Regions from separate parts of the Homo sapiens genome. Here all the other regions are linked to region 2. Evidence: read pairs that join two places in POLR2A ChIA-PET (ENCODE). Cell type or tissue: CD4-positive, alpha-beta T cell. All regions are shown on one strand.

Region 1 (8,000 bases), 690 kb after region 2:
TGAGCAAGGATTATAATTACATGACTTATAGATCTTCAGGATTTGCAGGAACACTTATCAAAATATTGTTCATTTTATATATATATATATATATATGTTACCAAGTAAGAATAAATATACTAAAGTGCTAGGTTATATAATTTACATTAAATCTTTTCAACAGAAACCACAGAATATCAAGCATGAGCTGGTTAACTTAAGTCTCAACTCTAAGGAGAGTCAATTCACTTAGTCAAGAAAGCAAACTCCAAGGCGGTCAGCTACTGTTGTTATCAACACGTAAGGCCACAACAGAGGAAACTACAGTTCAGCTACCCACAGCTTGAATGATACCTGAAGCTTTTATAAGTAGCACAGGAAATATCAGATATTGGGTTTTTATTAGAAAAATTAGTGACATGTTAAATAGCATAATGAAATTTAGGAATTGGTTTTTAAATAAAAGTATTTAAGATATGGATTTCAACTATAGAACTTCAGAGACACACCCTACCATTGCCTGAACGGCATATAAAAATCTAGGACAGCCTATACCTTGCACCAAGAATGCTACCAAATTCCAACCAGTGGTGGACTGGATGAAGAAAATGTGGTAAATGTACACCACAAAATACTACACAGCCATAAAAAGCATGAGATCATGTCCTTTGCAGCAACATGGATGAAGCTGGAGGCCATTATCCTAAGGGAATTAACACAGAAACAGAAAACCAAATACACAATGTTCTCACTTATAAGTGGGAGTTAAACATTGAGTACACAAGGACACAAAGATGAGAACAATAAGCACTGGGGATTCCAAAAGGGAGGAGATGGGGGGAGGGTAAAGTGTTGCAAAACTATCTATAGGTTACTACGTTCACTACAAGATCATTAGAAGCCCAAACCTCAACATCACGCAGTGAACCCATGTAACAAACTTGCTCATGTAACCCCTGAATCTAATTAAAAAAAAAAGAATGCTACCAAAGCTTTAATCCCTAAAAGATTCTGTAATCAGCCAATGGTGTGCACAGCCAAATGAATAAATAAATTGTGCTTTATTCATATAATAGGAAACTTCTCAACAATTACGGTAATGAACACGGATTAACCTCCAGAACATGACGAGTGAAAGAAACCAGGCAGAAGAGAGTTCCTACTGAATAATCCCATTGATTCGAAGTTTTAAAACGGTTAAAGTCTCTGTAATACTAGAAATATGAACATCTGTTGCCTCCAGAAGGTGGGTTGACTGGAAAGGCACACACAAAAACTTTCTGGGTGTTAGAAGTATTCTGTCTTCAGATTGTTTTAAAGTTATCATGGTCTTTTCCCTCCATTTTAAAGAAATCAAAAATAAGGATAATTAACAGAGTTAGATGAATGAAAAATGACTTGGAATTTAAAATCTTCAGACACAGTCTCATTAGTGAATGAAAGACAATTTGTGTTGTAAGCTAAAATACATTTAAAAGGAATTATAATTTGCCTCAATGGTATAATAAAATTTTGTGTCAAACATGCACAAAATGTGAAAAATCAAAATTAATTTCATTAATATAAAAACATATTTCCAAATTCTTCTTAATGTAATTCTTTATTGCATAAAGTTTCTTGTAATCATATAAGTAAAACAATAAATAAGTAAAATAATAAACCATAAATAAATAAAACAAATGAGCAATAAATAAAACAAGCAAGCAACTAGATTTGTCAGGTGACTGGGTGGGGAGATGCTCTTCAGTGGCTTGAGATCCTTGGTGCATGTATAAATCTGGTCCAATCAGGAAAGATAGACCATATAATAATTTGAACAGAAAATGCTTTTTATAATTATAGGAAAATTTAATATTAATATAAAAAATTATTAATTATAACAGGATTTAGAGTAACAAGGAAATAGGTAATACAAAGAAAAGAAAACTCTGCTATTCCTATTCCTGTAGGAATAGCAGATATAAGGTGCAGTCCCTACTCCTAGGGCTGGGTACAACACCCCAAGAAGGGACCCCTAGACCCACCCCCCAGGGGTGAGACCCAGATCTTATTGGGAAAGGCACAACTGTGTCTCACTAGATGACACAGAAGTCACTGTTGTGCTGTGAATTTTCTACAGAGAAATTCACCCTCTCATACTTACCAGAAAACCATAATCTAGGGTGCCGATTCATGAATCTAGGGATGAATATGGGGAAAGCTGGATACAGGAAGGTGTCTCACTGCAGGCTCTGTTCTGCAGTACCACGCAAAAATGGAAGTGCTGGAGGACACTGCTGGCCACTGTACAGCGCAGGAACCTGGTGTGGGTGCACTGCAGGAGCCGGACGCTGGAGAAGCCTCTCATGCTGCAGGAACCTGTGGCATGTGCACACAGAAAGCAAAAATCAAAATCTTTTCTCCCTGATCCTCTACTGGCAAAGCATAACGTTATGCCAACTGGCAAGGAACATAGTTGAAGGGTACAGATCCACATTCACGGAAGAGGCAAGGGGTGAATTTGGAGCTGAGAGTCAATAAATCAATCCACCCCTTGGACTATTCGACTTCTATATACAACTTTCTACATACATTTGAAACACATACAACAACAAAACAATTCTATGTTCCTACCTCCTTTAAGATTCGCATAAAGTGCCCATCACAGTCCCTGTGGGCAATGTGGCTGAGCTGATAACAGTGAGTCACCTGAAGTTAGCCATCTTATCAAAGGTAGAAGACAGTGTGCTTTAGAAATAGAAAAGAATGGAGGGACTGAGGCAGGGGACATTACACGAGTACATATCTTATTCATAATTTTACATCTATAATGTTCCATTTACCTTCCTTATACCCATCCAGCAATCATTGAAATACATCTATCCCATATAATCATCTCACTAGGTCCTAAAAACTACTGCTGATCTGCTGGTTCACCATTTGGCTAACGTGTACCATTGGCCACAATTTTCTTATTCTCTCTATATTTGAGGGTTCCTACGTACCTACCCTCTAATACATTATAGCGTGAGCCAAGTAGCAGCTGGAAAGATTCATCCTCCTTCTCCTTTTTCTCCAGACTACTTGCTACCCTCCAAGGCTTCAAGCAAACAAGAAGTATAAAAGCTTCTTCAACAGTTCTTTCCATCCTAGACAAAAGAAAGTCATAAATTTATACTGGGTCCAGTGACTCTCTACCATGCATTGTAATTCTTATCAGTGTTTCCAGCACAGTTTGGCATTGCTAAACTTATCACATGATTGATTATCAAAATGTTATAAGAATCCATCTTTAATATTCCAATAGCTGAAATCATATAACAACAGGGCGAAAGCAATGAATAGAAATGCCAGTAGCTAGAAGAAAAATGAAAGGGATTATAGCCACAAATTTCTGATACAGATTTGCAGCATTTCTGAGACTAAAAGAATAGGAAACTACTTTTCTCACGGTGAAAAAGTATTTGGAGAAACACTGATGAATTTTTAATCTTCATTTTTCTTCTGCACTATTCTTAAATAGTTGTCGGAACTAACATCACCTGACATTTTTCTAAGTCCTTCATGATTCTAATGACTCTTTTATTGTTGACTAATAACTTCTCACAGTTCTTCCTAAATAGAGTTATTTAAACTCAGACAAAATATTTAGACACATAAATACCACAGTTAGAGGCAAAAAAAGAAACTCTAAAAAAAATAACCTATGAATGACCAACTTGAAAACAAATTTGCAAGGTAAAAACATGAGAAAATCATCTTCTATTTTCCAGATTAGATGACAGATGAAATTATAAATGAAAACCAATTTTCTCTGAGGCCATGTCACAGCTCACATGGTCAACCCCCTAATGCAGACAACATCAAGGTAAGTCATGGAGGACTTGATTGTTATAAGAATACTATCTCTTCCATCATTCAAGAATACTATTTCCTATTATATAGTTTCTACAATGAGCAAAAAGCTTCTGAAACAAAATTTATCAGGACATGGAGCATAACAGGAACTGCAGAATTACATAGAAATGCCTGGGTCGGCTTAGCCCTCTTTGCCTCATTCGCCATCATAAAAAAGGAGATCTTTGAAAACACCACAGGGAGATATACTGAAACTCTGAAAACTTCTCTAGCATAGGCAGTTTGTGTTCAGCTCCCCCTGCAGACCCAGGCACTGTGGCACCCACAGCACAGAAGTACTCAGCAGCATCACTCCAATGCACAGAGGGTTTCCTCAGATTGAAGGAAGATTGACTCCTCTTAAATTCAGCCTCAAAGCCTTTAATGCCTTGAACCAGAGTGTCTCCTGAAAAGTACTTCAGGAGCAGCTGGAGGCCTTGGCCGGGGGACTGGACATACCAGAAGAGATAAGGTGTTGCCCCATAGGAATAGTTACATCTCAACTCCAGTGAGGCTCCTTCAGAGACAGTGATGTGGATGTCAGGCTGGGTCACTGACTGGGCTCTGGCAGTTCCTGGAAAAACAATGTACTATCAGTGAAAGCAGTGCAGACTCAGTATAAAAAGCAAGCATTTCTAGTCAGAACCTGTGGAACTAGAGACCATAAAGAAATTTTACTCACTCAGGACAAAATGTATCCCCAGCAGTGGGATAAGCTCCAGGAGCATGGCTGAACAAGGGAAACACTGCAGGCTCTTTTCTGCAAGATCTCCAGAGAACAGGAAGGAAAGTGTCTGAAGAGACCAAGACCAAGAGGTGTGAGGAAGTTTCGCTGGAGAAACTCCTTGCTTATTTAAAACTACAAAAGCTGCTGAGATGAATCTGGTTGCTTTTTAAACCTCTAATTCTTGTCACTTGTCTTTGTCTGGAAAGAACTCAACCAGCTGCAGGAAGAAGAAACTGAGCAGTGGATTGATCTTCAACAGAAACAAAAGCTCCAGTGTGTGCAGCATCGCCCTCTGGAGGCCAAGTGCAGAACCAGTTTAGCAGAGAGAGCTCATTAGTGTGTTTCTCCTAATTTCTGAGATGTATCAAAACATCCACACCATGTGTTTCTTCCTGCCCAAGTCTATGACGGTGTTTTAGGCCTATAGTCCATTAGCAATAAGATGTCATGTAAAAATAGAGTAATACGTTACCTCATTGAGAAATCAGGTTTTAAAAATATATCAGAATTAAGCTGTGTTTCTGAGAATCGTTGGACGCAGACTAGCTGCTTCGGGATGAGTTTTTGATGGTTCAGAGTTGCCTTGTTGGTGGTGGAGGATGATAGAGATATTTCCCTTGGAAGATGCTTGTGCGGCCATAGAGTAAAAGACGGGACCCTTAAAATGGGAGTAGTGCCTCTATATGACTAATGACAAGGTGTAACACAGGATGGAAAGGCTTTGCCCCTAGAGCTAAGGTAAACGCAACTACAGAAACCTCTAGGGCTGAAGGAAATACACCAACACCAAACAAGCAATCTCTGAAAACAAGAGAAAGGAGAAATTCGACAGGTTCTCTGTGGCCAATGAGAATCTTTTACAGAGTCAGAATACTTATTTTCTTTGATTCCAGGAGCATGTGGCCAGTTCTCTCCTTGGGTTCTTGATTCATTTGTTACTGCCTGTACAGATTGTTTTTTGTGTAGAAAGAGTATGGCTGACATTTTGTAAATACATAGACTTTGAGTGTGGACTTTAGATTCCTAATGCTATATACTCACATCCCATATCTACCAAATTTCTTCCTAACTAAAAAAATAGAAATATAAATGAGAACAAACCAAAATCCAAAAGAGTAAAAACAAAGATCATCTGGAAAGAATAGATTTATCCATGTTTCCATAAGACAAAAGTAGATGGGATCACAGTGAAGTTTAAAGTCAGGGCAGGAAAAACATAGTCAAAATAAACTATGAGGAGCAATTTCTGCTGACTTTCAGGCTGGTGATGATTTTAATGTCTCTCAAAGTTGCTGGGTGTTTGCAAATCCCAGTGTGTTCAAAGTGAAAAAGACAGGATTGTATGATGCCTTGGAATACTGCCTTTTGCTCTGCACTAAAAGAATGCAAAGGAATTTCTCAATTCTCTATTGATTTAGAGGCAACATCTCATAGTTGAAGAGGAATAGGATCAGAAATAGAATGCTCTCATCGGAGGATGTTGACAGCATTTGAAGAAATACATTGATTGTCAGGGAGATTGAATAGTCTCCAAACACACCCCAAAATACCAAAATGCATGGTCCAGGCTGGACGCAGTGGCTCACACCTGTAATCCCAGCACTTTAGGAGGCCGAGGCAGGTGCATCACCCAAGGTCAGGAGTTCCAGACCAGCCTGACCAACTTGGCAAAATCCCATCTCTACTAAAAATACAAAAATTAGCTGGGCGTGGTAGTGCATGTCTGTAATCCCAGCTAGTATAGGGAGACTGAAGCAAGAGAATTGCTTGAACCTGGGGTGCAGAGGTTACAGTGAGCCGAGATCGCACCACTACACTCCAGCCCGAGCGACAGAGCAAGACTTCATCTCAAAAAAATAAATAAATAAATAAATAAATAAATAAATCACAAAATGCATGGTCCATTTAAAATAAGTGAAAATTCAGAAATGAAAAACACAGAGAGAGCAGAAAATTGAAAATAAAATAGCTCTGCTTTAGGTACTGGAAAAGCATAGTCTTTGGATAGTCGTATCACACCTTATTATGCTCTTGGGTTCAGATATTGTTCAGAATCCAGAAGATTTTATATTTTGGGGAAAATAGTTCTTTAAGCTCATATTAAAAACAAGTGCACAGGCTCATTTTCTAGCATCAAAGAAAGACTTTCGTGAGTTTGGAGAAAAAAGATCCAAAGAATCAAGACCGTAATTAGATGATTCTTATAATCCTAATGACAAAAAAAAAAGTACATATATAAAAAATGAATAAGATTGACTGAAAGAAGTAATAAAAAATAAAAGTGGGAAAAGAAAATATCAAATAGCAATTCTTGATGCATATTATGGTAGACCATAAGTTAATGCAGGAACATAGTAAAATAGGAGACAGCTTTAAGACGCCTACAGCCCATCTCTCCTACAGGTTACAAGTGAAAACTGAACAAAACACACAAAAAAATAACTATCTGTGGCCTCTGAAATTACTCAAAGCAGACAAAATCAAACGTTGGAGAAGCAACTTGTGCAAGCCTTTTATTTCATATTTTTTCCTGTTTTTCTCTCTTGTCTTTGCCCTTAGAAAGGCCCCTGGTGTATGGTAGGGTGGCAATAACAATGGTATAGGAGACCAAAAGAGGTGCGGAAGATTGTGCAGGAGACCAAAAGATTGTGCAGAAAGAGACACAATCTTTCTGCCTCTGTGGACCAGGCTAGAAAAGACAGACCCCAAGGAAGAAATGGAAAACAGCTCAAGTCTCAGGCTAATCCCAAAGCTCCATGTACCTGGGACTGACTCAAACCAGATCAACAAAGCTTGGGTTATTCAACTGATATTTGAACCACTATTTCAGTCTCAGACTACCTCCTGAGTGGCACCAATGCAGGACAAAAAAACCAATGTAGCAGAGAGCTCAGGGCTGACCTGATATTTGAGCCACCCAAACAGGTTTCACACTAATCCCTAAGCTACACATGACTTGGATAAATCCAAACCAACATTGCAAATGATTAGAGAACTGAACTGAGATTTTGAGCTACCAAATTCCACAAAAGGGAAGAGAAAATTTACAGTATGAACCAAACTAGGTTGATTTCCTGCTAAAGCAAAAGCATCAAAATTCTTCAGAGGAATGCTTTGTAAAGAAGAATAAGGATGAGAAGGAGAAGAAGAAAACAGAGTCTACACCCTTAATATTTAAAATGTTTAATATGCATTTCAAAATTATTGGACATACAAAGGATCAGAAAAGTGGACTAATATTTAAGTAAAAGATCAACAGATGAAAGGTCAAGATGACTAAAATGCTAGAAGTAATAGAAAAAGACGTTAAAGTAGCTCTTTGATTATGTACCACAAAGTTAAAAAAGGGAAAATTTAGCCCAGGCATGGTGGCTCATGGGTAATCCCAGCACTCTGGGAGGCCGAGGCAGGCGCATCA
Region 2 (8,000 bases):
CCTGCAGGACACACCCACGGTTTTCCCCAAGGCAGAGCAGGCTGGGTGGGGGAGGCCTGCAGCTCCTGCACCTCCTGTCCCTTGCAGCTTCTGTGCATATCCCCTTACAAACAGATTCTGTGCATTCTTCCAGGGCCAACAGTATTGTGTTTCAAGACAGGAAACACCGACTAGACTTGGCTCTTATTTTATTTCTGAGCCCTTCTGGGGATGGGGTAGGTGCTCAGAATTTATCATCACAATACCTCGGGTCCAGATGGGCCCCTTAGTGAGTTCCGCTACCACAGGAAGGATGACTCAATAAGAACAACTCAAATGGAAATGAATATGGGCCCAGGGTGGGTGTGAGGAGTGGCAGGGGATTCTTGAGAGACAGGACCATTGCCCACAGCCTATGTGAGTACTGTTGCTTGTCTTGAAAGAAGGCAAAACCTCTTGGCTGTCCTCAGGATGATCTGGTTCGTTTAGGGCTATCCCTAAGGGACTCAGAAATTTCACAGCTGGGCCACCCAGAAGCTCTCTCTGGCTCTCTTGACAGTGGAGCTGTTGAAAGGAATACAGAGGCCTAGGAGAGAGTCCTTGGTCTATTGAAGCTAGAAACTCATCCTCAAAGTGCTTAGAATGGAAAGTCAGAGATGGTGAGAGGGATTCAGGAGAGACCCCACCCAGCTCTGGGCAGGTCTTGAACCGCTGTTTCCATTCCTCATCATTCATTCCCACATCTACTAATTTCTTCCCACTCCCTCATCCAGGCAGGGTTATTGCGGGTTCATCACTTCCGCAATCCTGTGCAAACCCAGGCTAGACCCCTGTCTTACCTGTTTCAAAGCTTTTCTCGACCAGCTTGACATCACAGGAACTTTCTAAAAGGAAAAACAGACATTCTTTCAGCATCCAGAGCAGGCTGACTCTCCCACCCCAGACCTCCTAGTTCTTGGGCAGGTGAACAACTACAGCCTTTCCATGCCTCCTTGTGGAGAGATCTGGAGGGAACTTACAGCATATGAGCACCTGCTAGGGAGAGCCCCTGGCCCTGGCAGGACCGATACCTCGGCTCCTGGACACCATTTCTATTTACTCAATATACACTGTTTGTACAAAGTACATGTTGCATGACCCTGGCCACATGTGCCATCACACATAGACCCTGCTCTTGCCTGGCTTCATTCTAGAGTCCAATGGAGGCAGCGAGGCATACATAGTGACAAGGGCCATAAAGAGTATAAACACGTACTTTCATATGTTCCAAAAAGTTTTGATCCCTGCACCCCAAATTTTTTCCTTGGTTTCTTCTTAGTAAACGGCACTATCATTGACTCAGCTGCTCAGGCCAAAATCCAGCTGCCTTCCTTGATCCCCTCTTTGCTTTCTCATCCCTGCATGGTTCTACCTTTGAAACCTGAATGGTGTTGGTTACCTCCCTGCCACCACCCTGCCCAGGCCTCCATCATCTCTCTGCTGCAACTGCTCCCTTTCTGCTTCTACTCTTGGCTTACAACCCACTCTCCGTACAGCACTCAGATTGATCTTTAAGAAAAGCAGGCCGGGTGTGGTGGCTCACGCCTGTAATCCCAGCACTTTGGGAGGCTGAAGCGGGTGGATCACCTGAGGTCAGGAGTTCGAGACCAGCCTGGCCAACATAGTGAAACCCTGTCTCTACTAAAAATACAAAAAATTAGCCAGGCATGGTGGCGGGTGCCTGTAATCTCAGCTACTCGGGAGGCTGAGGCAGGAGAATCACTTGAACCTGGGAGGCGGAGGTTGCAGTGAGCCAAGATGCACCATTGCACTCCAGCCTGGGCAACAAGAGCAAAACTCCATCTCAAAAAAAAAAAAAAAAAAAAAAAAAAAAAAGAAAAGCAAATTAGGTGTCCCTCCCCTGCTTGAAGCCGATCAACAGCTTTCTGGCGTCCTTAGAATACTGTCTACCCTCTCATGGCCTAGAAGGCCCTGTGACCCGGCCCTGCCTCCTTCATTCAACTCATGCCTGCTGCTCTTCTCCTTTCTCATTGAGCTCCTGTCCCAGGCCTCTATAGGGTCCTCTCCCTGCCCTTGGTAGGGCTGGTATCTTCAAGTAGCATTTCTTCAGAGAGCCCTTCCCTGACTTTTGTCCTGAAGGTAGCTGTTTTCTCAACCCTGAGTTAAAACACATTCCAATCTGAAGTTATTTGGACTTTTCCCAGCTGACAGATGGGCTCCCCCAACTAGAATGGTGCTTCCTCTGGGCACACCCCTCATCTGACTTTTTAATTCCTCCACTTCAACACCTGGTGCATTCATGTGCCGGCACAATCAGTGATTGGTGGGTTAATGAGTGACTGCGTGAGACTGACTTAGTGAGCTGGGAAAGATTTTTTGGCAGACAGGGAGAAATAAGGAGAGGCAACTTGGAGAAGGGGCTTAGAATGAGGCCTAGAAGAGCAGTAAGGGGCAAACAGTCTGAGCAAAGGCAGGCAGGCAGGAACTCAGTTGGAGAGACTGAGGCTGGGCCACGTGCCCTCTCCTGCCACCTTCTCTTCATCTGCTTTTTTCCCGTGTCATTCTCTGGACTGCCAGAACAAGGCTCACTGTTTCTTAGTAAAAAGAGGGTTTTGGTGGCAATGGATAAGGCCGAGACCACCAATCAGAGGAGTTTTAGACATCATTGACCAGAGCTCTGGGCAGAACCTGGCCATTCCTGAAGCAAGGAAACAGCCTGCGAAGGCACCAAAGCTGCCCTTACCTGGGCTGGGGAAGAAGGTGTCTTCTGGAATAATGCTGTTGTTGAAGGCGTTTGCACATGCAAAGTCAGATTTGTTGCTCCAGGCCACAGCACTGTTGCTCTTGAAGTCCATAGACCTCATGTCTAGCACAGTTTTGTCTGTGATATACACATCAGAATCCTTACTTTGTGACACATTTGTTTGAGAATCAAAATCGGTGAATAGGCAGACAGACTTGTCACTGGATTTAGAGTCTCTCAGCTGGTACACGGCAGGGTCAGGGTTCTGGATATCTGTGGGACAAGAGGATCAGGGTTAGGACATGATCTCATTTCCCTCTTTGCCCCAACCCAGGCTGGAGTCCAGATGCCAGTGATGGACAAGGGCGGGGCTCTGTGGGGCTGGCAAGTCACGGTCTCATGCTTTATACGGGAAATAGCATCTTAGAAACCAGCTGCTCGTGATGGACTGGGACTCAGGGACAGGCACAAGCTATCAATCTTGGCCAAGAGGCCATGATTTCAGTGAACGTTCACGGCCAGGCCTGGCCTGCCACTCAAGGAAACCTGAAATGCAGGGCTACTTAATAATACTGCTTATTCTTTTATTTAATAGGATCTTCTTCAAAACCCCAGCAATATAACTCTGGCAGAGTAAAGGCAGGCATGGGAAAAAGGCCCAGCAAAGCAAACTGTACATCTTGGAATCTGGAGTGGTCTCCCCAACTTAGGCTGGGCATTAGCAGAATGGGAGGTTTATGGTATGTTGGCATTAAGTTGGGAAATCTATCACATTACCAGGAGATTGCTCTCTCATTGATAGAGGTTTTGAACTATAAATCAGAACACCTGCGTCTAAGCCCCAGCACTACCGTTTACTCGATATAAGGCCTTGAGCAAGTCACAGCAGCTCCTTACATCTCAGGAATTTCACCTGCAAAATGAATATGGTGCCTCATCCACCTTCCTAGCCAGGCTCTTCTGAGAAAGAAATGAGAGCTTCTCCATATAAACATCTATTTAATAAACTGTAAAGTACCAAACAAATGTTAGTTGGAGCCACTGACCCTGCCAGAATATGGCCGTGATAGAGTGCTAGTGAGTCATGCAGAGCCACAGCGTCTATCCTTCACCCTCAGAAAGCAGGAGCTGCTGGAGGCTTTTCCTTAGTGCTGAGACTCATTCTTCAGTATTTCCGTAGGATTTTGTGTTTTTAATGTGACTCTCATTGTTTATTCTTTCCGACCTCCTGCCTTTTGAGGAGGAAACAGAGGTTTGCCGGAGGATTAGCATGTTGGGGCCACCCAGAGAGTTTCCAGCAGGGTGGGGATTAGAATTTCCCACCCAGTGGTTCTCTGCTCCCACAGCCCCTCACATGCGCACAAGATTTCTCAGACCCTGGTGATTCCCCGACAGTTGCTGAGCCAGCCCTGGTGGCCTCGGCAATGCAGACATCCAGCTGGATCCAAAACCAAAGAAATCAGCCCCTGGGATGCTGAGTGGGGGCAGAGCTGCCTGCAGCATAGGGCTGTCCCTGGAGCAGTGGAGCAGGGGTGGGCTCCATGGTCAGAGGGGAGAGACATCCAGAGCTTTGGCTCCAGAGGATTCTGCCTACTTCCCTCCTCATGCTTGGGCAGCCTGACATCACTCTGGGTGAAGGCCCTAAGGCATAGTTCCTTTGCTGGGAAGGGACAGACAGAAAGCCATTAGCTCTACCAACACATCCCCCTGATTGTTAGTCATCAGTGGGGGTACTGGACAGCACTGCAGAGGGGGAGAGGAGTCTGGAAGTGCCGATCCTCAAGGCAGGGGATCAGGGGCCACCAGATGCAGGTTGGCTTTAAAGAGGAAAGGGGGTGGCCTTGTGGGGCAGAAACCCAACTTTGAGTCCTGGTTAAACACTCACTCAAGTCCTGGGGCTGGTGGGTGTCAGACTGGAGAAGATCTAGGCTGCTCTGTCTGGTATAATAGTCTCTAGCTACATGTGGCTGTTGAAATAAAAATTAGTCAATGTGAAATAAAATGTTTTCAATTAAAAATGGAAACTTCATTTCAAGAGCTCAATAGCCACATGTAGCTGGTGGCTATTGTATGGGACAGTGCAGATTGACAGGACATTTCCATTGCCACAGAAAGTTCTATTGGACACTGTTGGTCTAGAAAGCGCAATGCCACAGAACACAAGACTCTGAGAAATGGCAACAGGGGCTGAGTTAGAGGTACTTAATTTTTTTAGCCTTTTTATCCTTTCATTCCCATGTACCTTTTATACTTTTTATCCCCATGTACGTCTAGTTCAACCTTATCTCTTTGCCGCTTTTAATTTGGAGGTGTTTAGGGGTCTGTCTGCCAGAGTCCTTTGGGGAGAGACATCCTATTCTACCCTAGTAAGAAAAACACATCCCATCACTGATGATATCAGAAGGTAGGCTTGGCAAGACGGAACCAATGTTTTGAGGTGGAAATTCAGCTATTCTAGATCCTAAGCTGTCCTTTAAATTCAAAATGAACTGCAGAAGCACATGTGCTCTAGTGCTTTAGATCCCTAGGGACACAGCAGTGATTGAAAGCTTCCTTACCATTAAATCTGTCCCCCGTGTTTGGGCACTAGGGACCCAGAAATCAGAATTAGTGACAGTCACTCTGGGTCCCACCGAGGCTTTAGTGAGCATCAGGAAACTGTGGGCATGGGCAGACGTACGGGGAGAAGTGGAAACTCTGGTTCCTTTGCCAAATTGCAACTGGGAGGTAATACTTTCATACCATGCCCCGTGTCTCTATTACAGAATCCCTTAGGTTTCTCCTCCTCTAAGGTGTGGGATGACCCCTCTCAGAGCCCACTGAGGAAGGAGAGGGGAGGTCTGCGGCACCATAGCTGGCTGCTCTCACCTTCACTTCTAGTCTGCATCTCTAAATCGGATTCTCAGTTTCCCAATGGCTGGCCCTGGCCCTAATTTCTGTATTCTGTTGAATGCTCTAGTATTTCCTTTTTCCATGCCTAAAAAGACATCTTCTCTGACTACTTTTCAACCAATTTTATTATCAGATGTATACTTAGGCTACTTTGCATGTGCCTTGATTATTCCCAAGATCATGCCTTCTTTCTTGTCGTTCCCTACGCCCAGAACTTCCCTTCTCTCCTTTCTCTGCCCATACAGATCTTATCCATCCTTCAGGGCTCAATGAATCCTTTGTACCACAGGAAACTTCTCAGTCTAGGCCAACTTCTCAGCCAGCACCCTATCCCCTCTGAATCTCTATTGTGTCCATTGACATCATCAACTGGTCAATACTAAAATAGTTTTCTGGCTGCTTAATTTACAATAGTTCAGTACCTTTGTCTAGTTTTTATACCACTTGAGGACAGGACAGGAATCTATCTCACACTTCATACTCAGTCTAACATTTTATAGAGTGATAGTCACATAGAAGGCATTTTACAATACCCATTGAATGATTAAAGTCAAATTTTAATGTGTTTGACCTAGAGAAACATGAATATTCAAGATAGATAGTAATGCTTTTCCCTTCCCAGACCTCTGTAAGAAAATTAGTTACAACATCTACAGCAAGCCTCACCATAGTAATAAGTGATATCTCCAGAGAAAGGATTAGTGACACTGGCCCATGGGGTTGCACGTGGTGCCACCTGGGATGACTCACCAGATATAATGAATACATGGGTCCCTTTCCCAAATGTGAGTTTATCAATTGTTCCTCCAGTATTCATACCGTAGGTGACACCATTGCACAAACTCACAGGACCTACCTATTACTTAAATAAGAGAAACACTGATCTCCCCCACAAGGCAGGAGAACAGGATAATCACACTCCTAAGGGTTAGACCTTCTTTTTTTTTTTTTTTTTTGTTTTTTTGAGAAGGAGTCTTGCTCTGTTGCCCAGGCTGGAGTGCAATGATGCGATCTCAGCTCACTGCAATCTCTGCCTCCCGGGTTCAACAATTCTCCTGCCTCAGTCTCCCGAGTAGCTGAGACTACAGGCGCGTGCCATCACGCCCGGCTAATTTTTGTATTTTTAGTAGAGATAGGGTTTCACTGTGTTAGCCAGGATGGTCTTGATCTCCTGACCTTGTGATCTCCCTGCCTCGGCCTCCCAAAGTGCTAGGATTACAGGCGTGAGCCACCACGCCAGGCCTAAACCTTCTGCTCTTTTGCACTGAAATTTCGCTTCTGATACAAAAGTTCTCCTCCTGTTCCATTCTGCTGTGATTCCCTGGGCTGAGGTTGTGACTTCATATGATTTCAATAAACCAATAATTCCCTAGAACAAAAACCTCAATTCCAGGCAGCAGTATCTTGGATATGTTTGTGGAAGGTTCAGGAGTACTCGCTCATTGCCTGCCTCATGGTTCCTAAGGTCCCAGCCTAAGGATGATGTCTGCAGAGCACCGAGAGCTGGATGGGAGGATTTTCTGGGGATGGGTGGAAGAAACCATTTTGGAGCCCACAGAGGAAAATACCTGGGTTCAAGTTGGCATTTTGGACAAAGAAGAAATAGTTGTCCGTCCTCCCTTGCTCTCCTGCTTCATTCTACTTACTTGGCCGGATGCTGAGTCTGGTCCCTGATCCAAAGATTATCTTGGAAGCACTGCTGTACCCCCACTGTGGGTAAGGTCTTTGAGATAACCTTCTTGATGCTAATCTGCTGGAAGCCACTGGGGTCCCAGAGCAACATTCTAAAAGGCTCCTTGGGTCTTTGTTGCTTACATCTTTTATTTCCCAAGGAAGCGATTCTCCTTTCCCTTTATGATAGTGTAAACCTTAGTATAAGCAAAGCCTCAATAATAATAATTATAATAATATTTTAGAAAAGCTACTACTTATTGATCACTTTTTACATTCTGGCCATTATCTCATATTATTATGATGTAGTTATAGTCATTTTGCTGCTGAGAAAGTGGAGGCTTTATTGAAAACAGCCAGTGAGAGTAGAGCCCAGATTTTCCCCAGGTCTGTGGGCCTCCCTCTACATTGCTGCCTCTATACCTTGTAATTGCATGTGGTATACTTGCCGTTCAGTTAGGGGTCTGGGCCACTTTTACCCTTAGGAGGAAGCTGAAAACTCTCCTAACTCCAGAGAGGAAGATTCTATGAGTAGGGATCCCCATACCATGTTTATTAGCCAATCCAGGGAATTTAGCTACATGCTGCAATAAAAGAGAATTTGTGTTTGCCATTAACTCATCTCTTTCCCCCAAGGGCACTTAGCTAATTTCCTGAATGTTCAGATTATCTGGTGCCGATATTATCAGCTTCACTTGAAAGCACTCATTATTTG
Region 3 (8,000 bases), 560 kb after region 2:
AACAATCATAAGCCATGAAACAGCAGAGCACTTTGAGGAACTATGCTCAGGTATGTGGTGACAACCACATGTGGGGATCACGTGGGGCAGCAGAGGAGTTGAAGAGGTAGGACTGCACCATGGAAGCCTGGACAGTACCTCTGAACAAAGAAAAGAATACTTTTTATGCAGTGCAATATAGTTTTTATTTCGAAAGTATGTTTCCAGTACTACTAGACAAAATAAATACATTTACTATTTTTAAATTTAATTTAAGCAGGGTAAATAATGAGAATTTTTTGGACAAAATTATGAGGTTAATCTATAGCTAACTGATGACTGATGATATAATATCTACGAGATAAACTCAATATTAATTTCTGGAGAAAGAATGCCCTGCTGTGGCCATACAGAGAGTTTGCAAAGAAATATTTCCTGTATTTAAAGGGTTTGTGTTCTGCTTCCTTGCAAAACCAGCTACTGTGCCACTTAGAGCACAGTAATACATGGCTGAGTCTTCCTCTTGAGCAAATGGTTTCTTCAGGTGGAAAGATGTCTCGCCTTTGTTAAGGTCAGCAGTGAAGCCTTTGATGCTCTCTCTAGAGATGTGTCTCAAGAGTAACTGGAGGCGTTGTCTGGAGTACTGGACATACCAGAAGAGTTCAGGACTCCCAGAATAGGAATAGTTGCACTTCAGCTCCACTGGGGCCCCTTTAAAGACAGAGAGGAGCTTCTCGGGCTGAGTCACTCTCTGGGCTCTTGTTCCTCCTATAACACCAATTCTGGATCAGGAAAAGTCTTACAGACTGGGGATAATATTCATTAAAGTTATTCTAAATCAGAATACCATAGAAAAATAGAACAAAAAGAGGCTTTACTTACTGAGTATAAATATTATCACAAGCACTGAGATGAGGGTGGGCTTCATGTCTGACCTGTGGAGAAACAGGAAGCTATTTTCTGGAGGTCTTTTCTGGAAACGATTCAGCCACATAGACACTCTGACAGAGAGGTGGATGAGTTTACCCGGCATGTATAGCCAAAAGCTATTCTTCAAAAAGATCAGGTTGTTTTTGGCTATCAAATTCAATTTGTGTAACATCTCTCTCTAGAGGCCAAATACAATACTGCAGCTAACTCAGGCTTCAGGAAGCCTTCAAATTCAGAGAATGAGAATTTCCTCCTCAGTAAAAGTGTGATGCTATACTAATTGCAATAGAATGTTATTTTTAAAATCCACATATAGGGCTTAATGAAGTAGAATACAAAGTTCAAATATACAAATACATTTGGAAACTTAGTTAAAATGGGGGAAAATGTGCAATCCTAACAATCATTTGGAAGTTAACAGATAAGTTAGGATGCCTACCTTAATACCTGTTATCAAATAAAGTTCAAAGGACGTAACATTTAATATTTTAAGTAAAATAAAAAATTTTTAAAATAAATTTAGAATGGTGATGGATTTTCTAAGCATAACAGTCAAAAAACATAAGAAAAAATATTGATCGATTACACTTCATAGAAATTTAAATTTCTACACAGATATTTTAGTGAAATGTTTAAACATTGCCAGATCAAGTTATTTTATTTTCCGTCCACCATCATTGATTCTGACCTTCCCCACACAGGAAATGGCCCTTTGGGATTTTAGTTCTATACACTTTAAAAAAAAAAAAAGAAAAAAGAAAAGAAAAGAAGGCCATAAAAAAAGGAACAATCATTTGGCTCAGAAAGACGGAAATTCTAGAAAAATGGTAGATTGAAAGAGTCCCCAATCCCTGGTCCTTAACCAAAGATTTTCTCCAGCTCCCAGTCAAGCTGTGTTGAGAGAGCTCAAGTGAGGTGTCCCATTTTGGGGTCAGATATAAATCTGGGGTCAAGTAGACAGAAGCTCCGGGATTAAGAGCAGAAAACTATGGGTCATGGAGATAGCGTCTCCGGCAGATATATTTTTTTCTAAAAAAGAAAACTAATTCTCTTGAGAAAGTCTCTCCTCTGGCCTCCAAATAGCTGAGAAAAAAGTAAGAGATATGCTGTTACTTAAATGAGGTGGAATACAATGAGATCAGGGAGCAAAGAGATTTTCCTCTAGTTTTCCTGCAGTGTACGGGCGTAATTGCTGACGTCAGTACCCTGCTGAGTGCCGCACTGCTGACTAGAGACACAGAAATGTCTAGGTTTTTATGCTCTCAGGATTGCCTCCACTTAAAGTACCCAGTAATCGGACAAGTCAGGAGGGGAGTGAAGAAAGGGAAAAGATATCTCAGAGACAAATGGGAGCCTCATCTGGATCAAGTACAGCCTGAAAAAATTATCAGGGTCAGTGGCCCAATTTCCTTAGCCAAAAAATCAGGACATGTGATTTGAAAAGTGATTGTGATTTTATTTATAAGAAAGCTCTCACAAAGAAAGAATATCTCATCGAATGCATCGTTTATTTAATCACCCTTAAAGGAGTAAATACAATACAATTAAATTAAGAGAATTCTGTTAACATAGGACATATAGTCATCATGAACATATAAAATGTCTCCAGTGAGACTTTGGTTGATAGAGAAATAGCACGTGTATATGATGGCCACCCCAGCTTATTTCCATCTCTCTTCTTCTATCCAACACTTCTCCATTCACTTTGCAGCCCCACCTGGTCAATTCTGCTCTGTGAACAAGAGGTAGAGGTCACATTTTTTATTGTGGTAAAAAAACACATAACATTAAATTTACCATCTTGACTATTTTAACATGTACAATTCAGTAGTGGTAAGTATCTTCACATTGTCGTGCATCAGATCTCTAGAACTTTTTAACCTTGCAACACAGAAACTATATGAGGCATAGACCACATTTTGAAATTCAGTTAAATGTGTCATCTTTTTTTCCCCCAACCTCTTATTTCTTTTACTCTCTTTTATCCTCTCTCTGAATATTTTCATTATTTTTTTCTCATTTCTTCTCATTTCCTTTTTCTTGTTTTTCTAGTTTCAAAGGAGGTATAAAAGAAGGTGGAAATTATTGAAATAATTTCAAAGTCAGAATGGAGACTCATATTTTAGAAGTTTTAGTCATAAAAATTAAAGCTGTAAGGCTTCCAGCTTTATCATTTCCCTTGTTGATTTCTAAGATCAGTCTTCTTGGGAGACCGTCTCTGTGACACCCATCACAGCCACAGAACATCTTTGCAGATGAATAAATGGAGACTCCCCCTGTCCGTTTCATATATGACTAGTTCAGATGCTTTGCTAACTGATGCTAACTCTCAGTTTTTCGCTGAGTCAGCTATCTCAGAACTTGAGGGAAAATTTCCTCATTTAGAGTAAAGCCTAGAGAGCCTCCTAGTGGTCTGAAACCATCAGGCCCACTAACTCATCTGTGGAGTCCCAGAGCCTTCATCCCAATTCTTTCCTGAGGAACCACCCAGATTGTCAAGAGCAAAAAAACTGTCAGGCTTATGGTGATTTTTTTTTTTTAAAAAAAGGAAACTGGTTTCTTCCTCCAAATTCCATGTACAAGAGATTACCATATTAAAATATTTTATCAAATTGCTTCCTCAAGGTTTAATGTGATTTCTCCAATTTATTTCAAAGTAAGTCTTTAGTAATTTATTGAGGTCTACTGTAAGCTAGATCTTGTGCTAGGTCTTACGAAATTAAAAAATTAGTAAGACATTTTCTCTACTCACAAGACATTGCAGTTTAGTGGGAAAGACAAACATGCACATGTGTGTGTTTTCATATATATCAAGTAACACCTCAAAAAGTACAAAATGAACCCAGAAATAAGGAGCCATTTCTTAAAACAAAGGATGGTTAGACAAAGATTTAAGAATATGATCATTGTTGTCTGTTCCTAGAAAAGATAAAACAGAATGCAATCAAGAAGCTAAATAAGCTTGTGAGTTGAATAGAGGCCCTTACTAAATGAAAATGAAAGAAGAGCAAATGGACAAAGATGTAGAAAGAAATTGGAGTTGGAGCCTATTTCTACAAAGATGTAGAAAGAAATTGGAGCCTATTTTTTTATTATTAATTTAAAATTATTGCAGAACACGTGGATGAATACATACTCAATATTTATACAGTTTAAATTTTTGTCTGACTATAACTTTCAAGCACACAGCAGTTTGCAATGTGTTTGGTACCCAATTATATGTCCTGATAACCTATTGATGTTAACATGTTTGCTTCCTAATATTCCATAGTAAAGATTTATTACAGTTTCTGTAGCCATTCTCTGAGAAACATCTTGTGTTTTAATTTTCACTATTACAAAAATAATCTGCAGTAAATATTTTGTGCATGGCTATTTGGTGGAATAAAGTGTAGAAATAAGCCATGTGGTTACCTGGAGTACTAGTACACAAGGCAGAGAAATGAGCAGCTGCAAAGACCTTGAGGCAGGAAAATAATTGGTATGTTAGAGCAACAATAAGTGCATTGAGGCTGGAGAGTGGGAGTAAGTAGGAAGGTGGTAGCTGATGTCAAATGTCAAAGATATGGCAGGGAGCTAAATGGACTTGTATATTATAGTAAAGCATTTGGTTTTCCTTTGAGTGAGATGGTAAGACATTTCATAGTTGTGAGCACAGAAATGAAATTATCTGAATTATGTTTTAAAGAGATTGCTTCTCCTGCTGCATGGAGAACAGACAGAAGAGGAACAATGGCAAAAGAAAGAAGTTCAGTTAGGTTTCTTTCAATCAACTAGGCAAGAGATTACTGTGGCTTGGATCAGAGTGGTAGCAGTAAAGGTCATGAGAACTGGTTGATTATGGGGATATTTTGAAGAAATGGCTGATAGGAATTCCTAGTGGATCAAGTGGGGATGTGAGAAAAGTGATAAGACAATGATGATTTCAAAGTTTTTGGCTAAGGGGATTAGAAGATTTGGTAAATGGAGTTGTCTTTTACCAAAATGAAGAAATGTTCACAAGAAGCGAGTGGGATGTAAGGAAGGCTTAGTGAGTATAGAGGTCAAATTCAGTAGACTATTTTCAGATATATTAAGTGGAGGATGTCAAAAAGAAGATGTCAAATAGATTATTTGATACTCAAATCCAGAATCCAGATGAGTTATCTGGGATTCAGTTATAAGTTTGGATATTTAAATGGGATTTAAAGCCAAGAGACTGAATAAAACCAGCTGTGAATAAAGTATTTATAGAGGAAAAAGATTTTCAAGGATAAATTTCTAAGGCTTGCCAATGTTTAAAGATTAGTTAAATGTGGGGAAAAAACAGCAAAAAAGACTGAGAAGGAACAACTGACAATACTGAAGCAGAGGGAAAAAAGAGTGGGATTTCTAAAAACCAATAAAGAAAGCATTCCAGGAAGGAAGTGTTCTACAATGTCAAATGTCACTATGCCATGTAAGATAACTCAAAAATATTAGTTGTAGCCATAAATGCATGCATATATAAGTTTAAAAGGCTAAATTTTTCTATTAAGATATAGAAATTATCTGAATGGTTTTCATATCCAGCCTTCTACTGCTTAAGAGGCACAGCTAAAAGAAATATCAAGGAAAGTTTAAAGTGTATGATGGAGCTCTCATTGCAGGGTGGCCTGCTGGCACTCAGGCAGGACCACCATGCCCACAGTGAAAACCACATTCAACTAGATGCCCAAGAGGAGGTCAGTTCTGGTGAAGGGCAAATAAAGAAGCCCATGAGAACAGGAAGAATTCTGTCCGTGAAAGGTGTAACATCAGAAAGATGGCAAAAAAGAAATCCCTGGACCCTCTTTTCCCCGATGGACACACCAATTCAATAGCAATAAATAAATCAATTCACTTGTGAAAAATCCAGTAACTAGTTCAGAGTCTCCAGTACCTTGAATGAGCAAGCAACCAACCACATCAAAGATGACAGGAGGGTTTCTGACATTTTCCTACCCCCTGTACTGTGTCCCATAAATAAGAGGAAAGCCCCAGTTTCAGCCTCTCCCTGGGGAGGGAAAGACTTGGACATTACATCCAACATTCTAGCTTTGCCACAGGCTGCCTGAGAGACTGGCTTCCATCACACCTGTCAAGGAGCACTGATAGGACCCAGTGTATTCCCGATGCATAGGGTCACTGAAAACAAAGAGGGCAGTTTTCGTTGTTTCATTTTTTGAGGCAGGATGTCACTGTGTTGTCCAAGCTGGAGTGCAATGACAGCATCATGACTCACTGCAGCCTCAAACTCCTGGACTCAAGTGATCATCCCATCTCAGCCTCCTGAGTAGCTGAGACTACAGGTATCTGCACACTACCCCACTAGGTCAATATTTCTATTTTTTGTGTAGAAGGAGTCTCACTGTTACCCAGACTGGTCTCAAACTCTTGGCCTCAAGCATTCCCACCTCAGCCTCCTAAAGTGCTGAGATTACAGGTGGGAGCCACCATGCCCAGCCGCAAAACAAGTCTCAACAAATTTAAGAAAGTGAAATCATACCACGTATTTTTTCTAATGAGAATGGAATAACACTAGAAATAAATAGCAGATGCAAAACTAGAAAATTCCAAAATATATGGAAATTAAACATCATATTCTTGAGCAACAAATTGGTCAAAGAAATCAAAAGGCACATTAGAAAATGTTTTGAGATACAAACACAAAAACACAACATATCAAAATTTATAGAGTGAGCAAAAGCTGTACTAATAGGGAAGTTTATAGAAATAAATACCTGAATTCAAAAGGAAGATCTCAAACAAAAAACATAACTTTACATCTCAAAGAACTAGAAAAAAAGAACAAGTGAAGTCCAAATTTAGTAGAAAGAAGGAAATAATAAATATTAGAGCAGAAATAAATAAAACATAGAGTAGAAAATAACATAAAAATAAGCAAAACTAAGTTTTGAAAACATAAGCTAAATTGACAATCTTTTAATTAGACTGAAAAAGAAGAGAGAAGATTCAAATAAACCAAAAATGTAAGAGAAGACATTACAATGGATGCCACAGAAATAAGAAGAATCTTAAGAGACTATTACAAACAATTATACACCAACAAATTGGAAAACCTAGAAGAAATGCATAAATTTATACAAACATATAACCTACCAAGACTGAATCATGAAGAAATAAAAAAATCTAAACAGATTTATAACTGGTAAGGAAATTGATTCAGTAATCCAAAACCTCCTAACAAAGAAGACAAAAGACCTGACAGCTTCATTAGTGAGTTCTATCAACCATTTAAAGAAGAATTAACTCTAATCCTTCTTAAATTCTTCCAAAAAATTCAAAGGGGAATACCTCTAAACTTATTTTATGAAGCCATTATTACCCTGATATCAAAGCCAGACAAAGACACTACAAGAAGGTATACAGACCAATATTCCCGATGAACATAGATGCAAAAATCCTCAGTGAAATACTAGCAAACCAAATTCAATAGCTCACTAATAGGATCACATACAATAACCAAGTGGAAGTTATCCCTGGGATGCAAGGATGTTTTAACATATAAAAATGAATGAATGTGACACACTACATAACACAATGAGGGATAAAAATTACATGATCATCTCAATAGATGCAGAAAAAGAATCTGACAACATTCAACATCCTTTCATGCAGGATGGTTCTCTGGGTGGTCTTGGACCAACCCAGTTCTCTCCACTTTCTTGTTTGTGGTTCTCAAGAATAACTGTAGAATGGGCTGGGCGCGGTGGCTCATGCCTGTAATTCCAGCACTTTGGGAGGCCGAGGCGGGTGGATCACGAGGTCAGGAGATCCAGACCATCCTGGCTAACACGGTGAAGTCCCGTCTCCACTAGAAAATACAAAAAAAATTAGCCGGGTGTGGTGGCGGGCGCCTGTAGTCCCAGCTACTGGGGAGGCTGAGGCAGGAGAATGGTGTGAACCCGGGAGGCGGAGCTTGCAGTGAGCCGAGATCGCGCCACTGCACTCCAGCCTGGACGACAGAGCGAGACTCTGTCTCAAAAATAAATAAATAAATAAATAAGAATAACTATAGAATGTACTGGGAATGTAACATCTTCAGACAGGAATGAAATGGCTGGAACAGG

What was found. ChIA-PET counts read pairs that join two places held together with the same protein. Peaks named below come from ENCODE experiments on the same cell type or tissue, not always from the same donor. Only the 100,000 strongest peaks of a DNase experiment are listed, where the experiment ranks them.
Region 1: POLR2A ChIA-PET joins it to region 2 with 10 read pairs; 6 of 35 experiments call an interaction of 5 or more read pairs at or near these places.
Region 3: POLR2A ChIA-PET joins it to region 2 with 10 read pairs; 6 of 35 experiments call an interaction of 5 or more read pairs at or near these places.

What each region holds. Positions count from the first base shown.
Region 1 is chr14:21,849,141-21,857,140 of GRCh38, reverse strand. It overlaps TRA and TRAV8-3. Among named protein-coding and RNA genes, the nearest start is that of OR4E1, 180 kb to the right of the region's middle. In CD4-positive, alpha-beta T cell, a CTCF peak has its summit at 4,873 (motif pointing left); DNase peaks (open chromatin) are centred at 4,120 and 4,870; H3K4me3 peaks cover 7,499 bases.
Region 2 is chr14:22,542,501-22,550,500 of GRCh38, reverse strand. It overlaps TRA, TRAJ3, TRAJ2, TRAJ1 and TRAC. Among named protein-coding and RNA genes, the nearest start is that of LINC02332, 11 kb to the left of the region's middle. RefSeq lists enhancers at 1-4, 95-234. In CD4-positive, alpha-beta T cell, no CTCF peak of the experiment used is centred here; DNase peaks (open chromatin) are centred at 280, 970, 1,930, 4,080 and 4 weaker places; H3K4me3 peaks cover 7,709 bases; H3K27ac peaks cover 7,810 bases.
Region 3 is chr14:21,983,403-21,991,402 of GRCh38, reverse strand. It overlaps TRA and TRAV16. Among named protein-coding and RNA genes, the nearest start is that of OR4E1, 310 kb to the right of the region's middle. In CD4-positive, alpha-beta T cell, CTCF peaks have their summits at 909, 1,110 and 3,280 (motif pointing left); DNase peaks (open chromatin) are centred at 82, 1,092 and 3,282; H3K4me3 peaks cover 840 bases.